2 separate regions of the Homo sapiens genome follow, and region 1 is linked to region 2. Evidence: chromatin contacts called from ENCODE Hi-C data. All regions are on one chromosome and are shown on one strand. The core of a region is the stretch at or near the end of the contact, and the rest is flanking DNA. Distances in the headings are between cores, read along the strand shown.

The links. Hi-C counts contacts between places; a loop is a spot of excess contacts on that map. Pooled maps may share reads with other maps.
Region 1: a loop to region 2 is called in a map of OCI-LY7, with 13 times the contacts of the local background. The contact joins two enhancer-like sites. A Hi-C loop is called at or near these places in 1 of 168 maps with a recorded cell type or tissue (OCI-LY7), 1 of 37 single-sample maps with no recorded cell type and 1 of 50 pooled maps.

What each region holds. Positions count from the first base shown.
Region 1 is chr4:83,217,859-83,222,334 of GRCh38, forward strand. No RefSeq gene overlaps it. Among named protein-coding and RNA genes, the nearest start is that of COQ2, 65 kb to the right of the region's middle. RefSeq lists enhancers at 1,677-1,936, 3,646-3,745. Within about 2 kb of position 1,578, at least 16 of the 41 ENCODE cell types and tissues checked have a DNase peak (open chromatin) inside an H3K27ac peak, as active enhancers do.
Region 2 is chr4:76,197,156-76,201,206 of GRCh38, forward strand. All of the region lies in intron 1 of SCARB2 (scavenger receptor class B member 2), which reads right to left. Among named protein-coding and RNA genes, the nearest start is that of SCARB2, 15 kb to the right of the region's middle. RefSeq lists enhancers at 2,686-2,875, 2,896-2,955. Within about 2 kb of position 2,621, at least 15 of the 41 ENCODE cell types and tissues checked have a DNase peak (open chromatin) inside an H3K27ac peak, as active enhancers do.

The DNA of each region.
Region 1 (4,476 bases), core at 328-2,827, 7.0 Mb after region 2:
TGACTTCCTGGTGTTCTGCTGAGCTACTCATTTTTCACTGTTTTGGTTATTGAGGTTGAACTGCTTGAATGAAAGGTGCGATACTGGGCTCTGGGTGGGGAGAGCAAAATCTGTTAATCTCAGGGGAGATGATCAAATACAAGAAGTGCAGAACTGAAGCTCTCAAAGGGACCTTGGTAACTTCTAGCAGCTCAGCTCTCCACTTCCTCCTCTGTGCAGTGGGAAAATGAAGCCCAGTTTACGTGTTGTTATTATAGAGACCAAATGAGATAAAAGGTGTGAAAGTGTTTTTTACTTTTTAATCAATTACTCAGTTTACTCATAGGGTGAGTGCTTAAATATGGGCTCCATAAAGGGTCAGGGCAAAAGTTCTCAACCCCGAGTACATATTAACATTACTTGAGGAGCTTTGAAAAATACCCAGATTGACCTCCTCCCCTCCACGATTCTCAGTCCACTGGTCTGGGGAGGGCACCGAGTTTGGGCATTTTTTAAAAATCTCTCAGGTTTTTCTACTGGCAGCCAGGCTTGAGCACTACCCCTCTATTAGTGGTGAATTCTAAGTGGTAAAACGGGAAAGGCTTAATCAAGAAGGACTTGTTTGAGCTAGACCTTATGTAAGATTTGAGGAATAATATTTTGGGACTAGGTAGTATATATACACACTATAAAATTTAGAAGTCTAAAAGGATTTATCATGAAAAGTGTATCTTCTCTGTCCTTCTCTCTGGAGGGGAGTCAGCAACTCTGACCAGCTCTCTTTATTTTTATTTTTTTGAGACAGGGCCTCACTCTGTCACCCAGGACCCAGGCTAGAGTGCAGTAGTGTGATCATAGCTCACTGTAGCCTCGACCTCCCAGGCTCAAGTGATCCTCCTGCCTCAGTCTCCCAAGTAGATGGGACTATGGGTGCACACCACCACGCCCGGATAATTAAAAAAACATTTTTTTTTTGTAGAGATAGGGTCTTCCTATGTTACCAAGGTTGGTCTCAAACTCCTGGGCACAATTGATCCTCCAGTCTCAGCCTCCCAAAGTTCTGGGATGACAGGCCTGAGCCACTGCGGGCGGCCTTGACCAGCTCTCGTTTATAATACTGGAGATACTCTTTACAGTTGCTATTAAGGATCTTGTCAGATTGGTCAGGGGAAAGGAGAGGAAAAGAGCAGGTGTCATTTTCTGTTCCACAACCTTCCACTAGGCACAGAATATCATTTGGATAGGTATAACTTGATTGAGGAAATCCATTTAAGAAAAAAATAGAAAGTTGATTTTCAGAATAGGGCTTTCTTCTTTCCCTCCTCCTCCTCCTCCTTTTCAGTTTCTTTCTTTCTTCCTGTCACAGTAAATTCTGAGCAGCTTGAATTTTTAAAATTTAACTTTTTATTCTGAGGTAATTGTAGATTCACATGCAGTTGGTAAGAAATAGTACCAAGAGATCCCATGTACATTTTGCTTAATTTTAATTCATTTTCATTCCAGTACTAATCAAGATATTTCAGATCAAACTCTCTAGTACTGTTTTGAAAAACTACAACCCAGAATTGAGAGTGAGGTTGCAGGAGAGGGCGGGGCTGTGGAGGAACAACGTGTTTTCGTGTTTTCGGTCTTCCCTCATTGTTTCTGGGAAATCACAACTAACATGCAATGTGCCCGTGGCACAGTCCCAGCTGGGGACTAATTAAGACTCTCTGGCAACAGATGCTGTCCGCTCGTTTATATTAATAATGTCCTCCTTTGTGTGCTGGACATGCCAGGGCAAAGGAGGCCAGCTCGGGGAGAGGCTCTCTACCAAAGTGGAACCAGCAGTTTCTACCTGGGTCCTGACTCCAAGTCAGAATATGAGAAAACACTGCACTTGCCCATTCCAGATCCTGCCTTCCTGGTCTCCAGACTCAGGGAAACTAACAGATGGAGGCAGCAAGCCATTCCTGACTCTCAGGTGTCCACGCTGACTCTGAATGGTTACTGGATTCCTGGATAGCACAAGCCCTCTGTCAAACGTGATTCACAAACACAGATCACATGATGACAGAGTAACTGCGGTCCTTCTCTGCCTCTTCCTTTTTGTACTGCATTGGCAGGAAGGAACACCTGGTCAGAAGCAGGTGGCTGGAAGAAAGAGGTTTTAATCTTTTTCCAGTCCAACTCATCTTCCACAGCAGTCACCTGCATACTGTGTAACAAGTGGCCAATGCATTGAAAATGCAAACCATCAGGCCTGAGATTTTATGGGTAAGAAGGTTGCTGGATTATGCATTTCCCCGCTATGGACGTTTTGGCCCAGTATTTCGTTCTTATGCTTATGTCATTTGTGTTAATATAATACATCTGGATATAATAATACTTGGTATTTTTTTGTCGTGTGTTTTTTGTTTTGTTTTGTTTTTTGTTTGTTTGTTTTTGTTTGAGACAGAGTGTTGCTCTGCCACCCAGGCTGGAGTGCAGTGGCGTGATCTTGGGTCACTGCAACCTCCGCCTCCTGGGTCCAAGCAATTTTCCTGCCTCAGTCTCCTGAGTAGCTGGGATTACAGGCACACACCACCACGCCCAGCTAATTTTTGTATTTTTAGTAGAGACGGGGTTTCATCATGTTGGCCAGGCTGGTCTCCAACTCCTGACCTCAAGTTACCTGCCCGCCTTGGCCTCCCAAAGTGCTGGGATTACAGGTGTGAGCCACTACACCTGGCCTATGTGGTGCTTTTGGTAAGGGATCTGGTACCAACACGTTAGGCTTCATCACATTTGTTAAGGTATTTAAAATATACAACGGAAGAAAGAGTAGAACCCGACCACTAATAAACATGATCCCAGGCTTCTATAATCATGTGAAGTAGAACACTATGCACACATATGAAATTTAGGCACGCTCTTTTCTAAACTGATGATAACTACCATTTGTTAATATATTCTGGGCAGAATGTTAATGTTTTGCATGACTTCATTTAACCCTTACAACAAGTCTATGATATATGCTGTTATTATGTCCATTTTATTGTTGGAGCAACCGATGCCTGCAAAGGTGAAGTTATTGCTCAAGGTCCACATGGCTGGTGGGTGAGGCAGGGTTTGGACCCAAATCTGTCTGGCACTGAAGCAGGGACTCTTTGTCTGTGTTATATATACAGCTAGTGAAGCCTTTGGACCTCTTCTCAGAATACTATTTTCAAATGCAAAAAATAAAATACACAGTACAAAGAAAAGCAATTCTCTGTCACCCAGGCTGGCATGCAGCAGTACGATCTCGGCTCACTGCAACCTCCACCTCCCAGGTTCAAGCAGTTTTTCTGCTTCAGCCTCCTGAGTAGCTGGGACTACGTGCATGTGCCACCACGCCTGGCTCATTTTTGTATTTTTGGTAGAGAAGGGGTTTCTCCATGTTGGGTAGGCAGGTCTCAAACTCCTGGCCTCAAGTGACCCACCCGCCTCGGCCTCCCAAAGTGCTGGGATTACAGGCATGAGCCATGACACCTGGCCTTGAAATACCGAAGTATAGTTTTCAACTGCGGTAGGCAGCCTCAAAGGTGGTCCCTACTCATGGTATTTATTCCTTCATGTAATCTCCTCCCTTTGAGTTGGGGCTGGACCTAGTGACTCACTTCTGATGAACAGAGTATGGGAGAAATGATGGTATGCCACTTCTGAGATTAGGTTCCAGAGAGATTGTGGCTTCTTGAATGCTTTCTCTTGCTCTCTCTTGAGTTGTTCCCACTTGAAGAAGCCAGCTGCCACGTCCTAAGGTAGCTGTAAGGTGGAGAGGTCCATGTGTCTAAGACCTGAGGCCTTCCAACAACCACGTGAGGGAGCTTGGAAGCAGCCCCCACTTTGTGCGGTCTTAGAGAACAGAGGCCCTGGCTGACACCTTGTTACGGCCACGTGACACAACTGGACCCAAAACCACCTGGCTAAGCTGCACCTGCCTTCCAAACCCACAGATAACAAATGTTTGCTGTTTTTAATCACTTGTGAAGTAATTTGCTATGCAGCAATAAATAATATGTCAACCTATTAAAATAAAATAAATTTGGGATATATATGTGGTCTCAGTGAGAAGGCATGTCTGAAATATAGGCAAATTAAAGTTAGATTTTTATATTTTAAGACATATTGGCATGAAGGCTATTGTTCCTTGGCTTGAATAAGAAGATTAGAAAGTGCGACAAACTTTGTCAAGTGTAATAACCACATTTTCTAGTTTCTGTATTTGATATTTGACATCTGGGGCCTTGTGACCCTAGAGAGACTGCCATTCCCAGGGCTAGTCAATACCTAGAGATAATAAATGCTTCACCCACCTGGGAGCGTGCATTTCATATGCAAACCAGCTAGTCCAGAGCTCATACCCAAATCACCTTCTTTTTTTGAGACAGGGTCTCACTCTGTTGCCCAGGCTGGAGTGCAGTGGAGTGATTTAAGTTCACTGCACGCCTGGCTAATTTCTGTATTTTTAGTAGAGACGGGGTATTGCCATGGTGC
Region 2 (4,051 bases), core at 1,371-3,870:
GTTGCTTAAGCCACCCAGTCTGTTGTATTCATTCGGGAAGCCCTAGCAAATTAATACACCATGACTCCCCTAAGGGTGAAGTATTCTCCCTGCCTCACTGACTTCAGGCTAGGCCAAGTGACTAGATTTGACCAACAGGATGTGGGTGGAATGGCAATGTATCAATTTGGAGCTAAGGCCTTAAGATGCATGGCAAGTTTCTATCTGCCACCTTGAAGTTGCCACCCTTGGAAAAGAGAAGAGCAGGCCACAGGTAGCTGCTGATCCTTCAGCCTAGGTTCTAAAACGGAGATGTGTAGACTAGTCCTAAAGCGGACCAGAAGCCTGGAGTCCAGCCTCGTTCCACTGAGCCAGCTGAGCTGGCTGCACACCCACATATTATTGTTATAAGCAACGAGACTGGGGAGTTACTTGTTACTCACCGTGGCAGTAGAGGCCTGATAAATACAGCGCCTGAGGTTAACAGAAACCTAACACCTGGTATTCCCAACAGTCCTCTATCTGTTAATGGAGAAAAGCCTTGTATTTTTACTGTAAAAACGGCTGAAATACAAAAATAATATAAAAGCACAGACTGCAAATAAACAAACCAAAATGTGAACTTTGAGTGTCGAGAATTTGTATCAGTTATAATTCAGGTCCGGATTAGGAGGAGTCTTCCACTCACTGTTGCTTTTGTTTGGATTTTTACACCAGAAATAAATTACTTCTGTAAGCAGAAAAAAAAATGTTCCCTTATCTTTTTTTTTAAGTGAAAATCTAAGAAACTCAGATTCTGTAGCATGTTATGGATAGACCCTAAGGCAAGGAGAAGGAATGGACACAAAGAGAACTCACTTCATCTTGGCTTTCCTCTGTTCTAGCAAAACAAAGGCGAGCCTGATGCTGCCTCAGCTGCGGTCTGCTCTGCTGCAAAGGCCCAGGAGCAGCCGCCCCCACTCTCGACTCCACCGCACTTCTCTTCCTATTACTGTCAGGACAGTTGAGTGAGCACTCTGTATTCCTGCCTAATTTTTCCTGACAAGCATCATAGTGTGTGAAGTTTCCAGTGAGAAAGGACTTGAGATCTCATTTATTTGTTCATGTGAAGAAAATCACCTCAGAATTAGGAACCCTGAAAGAATCAGCAAACATAAATGAACAGATGGCTAACCTCCCTGGTTTATCTTGCTGGGCTGGCATCCAGCTTTTAGGCAACCATAAATCCAAAGACAAGTGGAAGGGTTTCCAGAAAGAAGGGGTTACCAGAAAGAAGGGTAAACCTGGCTGTTCTGACATGCGTAAACAGTGTGACTTGAACTTGTTCCTCCAACTTTCAGGATAGAAATAAACATTTAGTACATTTGACTTCTTAATGAAACAAAGCAAATGAAAAACAAGAACAATAAAAACTGTCCTTGGCAGCATGCCAGAGTCATAACCAACCCAGACCATGTTACAGCTGGGGCTTCTCCTCTGTCTCCCTCCACCCCCACAGCCCTTCTCTGCCTGGCCACTTCTTAGTTGAGTCACCAGCACTCAGACAAATCCTCATAGCCCCTTTTACTCCCTTCAAATCTTGCCCTCAAGAGTGGTGGCTTTTCCTGCTGCTTTCATATGTCTCTTTTCCTCCACCTTACAAGTTGGATGTTTGTCAGGAAACCCTCTGTCAATCCCAGAGTAGATCACGTGCTGGAGAGTGAGTGAGTGTGTGTGTGTGTGTGTGTGTGTGTGTGTGTGCTCATGCGAATGCACTAAGTAGGAAGAGAGATGGGGAATGAGAGAACAGAGGGAAGTTGTAAATACAGCTGCTAACATTTCTAAAACAGTGTGTCTTTATTTTTATTTTCTCACTTTCAGCTCAGAGAATGGCAGTTACTATTCAGTTACCATTACTGCCACGCCAGCTGCAATCTACTGTGAGTCTGCTAAAGTCAGGTGCTATGCTAGGGGCTTTATAATGTACCTTATCTCTGAGTTTTACACTGACACTACAAAATAAAAATCCCCATTTTGCAGACAAAGAAATGGTGGCACTGGCTGTCCCAAGTCACAAAGCCAGTAAATGAAATCAAATCTGACCAAGTCCAGGAGTGCAGATTTACTCACCCATCCAGCAGCTGCCACCCCATGGCACCCTGAGGGTAGAGTTGCCAGATTTAGCAAATAAAACCTGGGATACCCAGTTAAATTTGTATTTCAGATAAACAACAAATAATTTTATAATATAATTATGTCCCAAATATTGCATGGGCTACATCAAAAATGTTTTTATTCATAGGAGATGCATGCTGAAGGATTTAGGAACAAAGTGTGTGATATCTACAACTTACTTCAAATAATTCAAGAAAAAGTGCATCAGAGAGATAAATATGGCAGGACATTAACAACTGATACATCGGACTGAACCGAAATATCACACGAGACAGACTCATACTAAAATGTTATTTGTTATCTGAAATTCAAATTTAACTGGTTGTCCTGTATTTTATTTTATTTGGCAACTCTAGCCCAGAGGGACAGTGAAACTATGGAGAAGCCATAAGTTGGACTCTGAACTCTCAGGGTTTCCTCGAGTGTTACCCGTGCCATCTGGAGGAAAGGAAACTAGGGCAGCTGCGTGAGGTCACTGTCAGCTCCTAGTAAGGAGCCCACAGGTGAGGAACCGAAAAAGGGAGAGTTCAACTCTAGAGTTTCCAGGCAGCCGCGCAGCCCCAGTATGCTAATGGGTCCAAAGAAAGCACCTCAACCTCCTGCCACAAGATGGCCCAGAGAGGGCTCTGTTTTGACTTAAACTTTTAATTTCTGCCCCTTCTATTTCTGATCCTCAGGGCATTCAAGTGTGCACTCCCAGGAGCTTGCTCGGCAAAGGAAGGCCTGAGAAACTAACAAATAATAACCTCAGCCTCAAGACCGCGGACTGTCTGGCACAGGAAGTTATTCATTCCGCCAGATACAACGAGCTAGTGTCCCCCTCAAAGGCGCCCTTTGCCAGTCTGAACAGAAAGCCATGGCTTGGGAACAACTGATCTTCCTCACCGAGGGTTCTGCTGTGGTGATGACAGCCACCAGACAAACCTTGTAATCAGCTGAGTCTTCTTAGTTACACTAAATGAAAAAGCAACATAAGGCCTTAAATCAGTTTTACAGTGTGACTCTGGATATTAAGAGTGGCACTGTGGAGTCACAATATAACTGTTGCTTATTAGTTTTAACCAAGACGAACATAATGAATTTTTCCACGCACAATACTGTGGCACTACCACTAAAACAAAATACTGGAAAATTATCAAGTTCTATGGTGAATTCACAGTGTCAACAGCTAAATTAATAATTGGACTAAAAAACATACTTTTCAGTTAATCACCCAATATGTACCTACTGAGAGCTTTCTATGTGCCCGGACTATGCCCTGCAAACAGGCATAGGCCCTGTCTGTAAGAAGAAATTTAGCTAAGGACACAAAACCAACATGCATGTAACAGGGAGTGAAAAATTATGTGCAAGACTCAGTAATTCAGCCTAACAAACAGCTTATGCCTGAAATTATTTAGATCCTTCCAGTAGCATGGATCTGTGATAAAATTCCCCCATCTAAACATCTCACAGGCTGCTCCAAGACAACATGACCAAAATGGACTCATGATTTTCTCCCCTAGTTGATCACTAAGTCCTGCTGATTTCACCTCCTCCTCTTCCCCATTTCTACCCCAAGGCACATTTCATCATTGGCTTGGACTGTGACAATACTGTATGTAGGCTCCTAACTGGTCTCCCTCTCTCCAGCCTTTTTCCTTTCAAATGCTTCATCCATCTCAGGCTTCAGAGAAGCCTGTCAAAAGTGCCTAAGGGAACAGATACTCCACCCCTGCTCAAAGGATAAAGTCCACAGTCCTTGACCTGTTGTGATCTGATGCAACTGCGTCACCTGTCGCTGTCTTTTCCTGGTAGGCACTTTATGCACCAGTAACACGCAACCATCTACTGTTACCTAGCACCCACCACACAAGTTCTCAGCCAGTGCCTTGGCCTGAGTCACTCACCGCCCTTCACCCAGAAGTCTCTGCAGGGC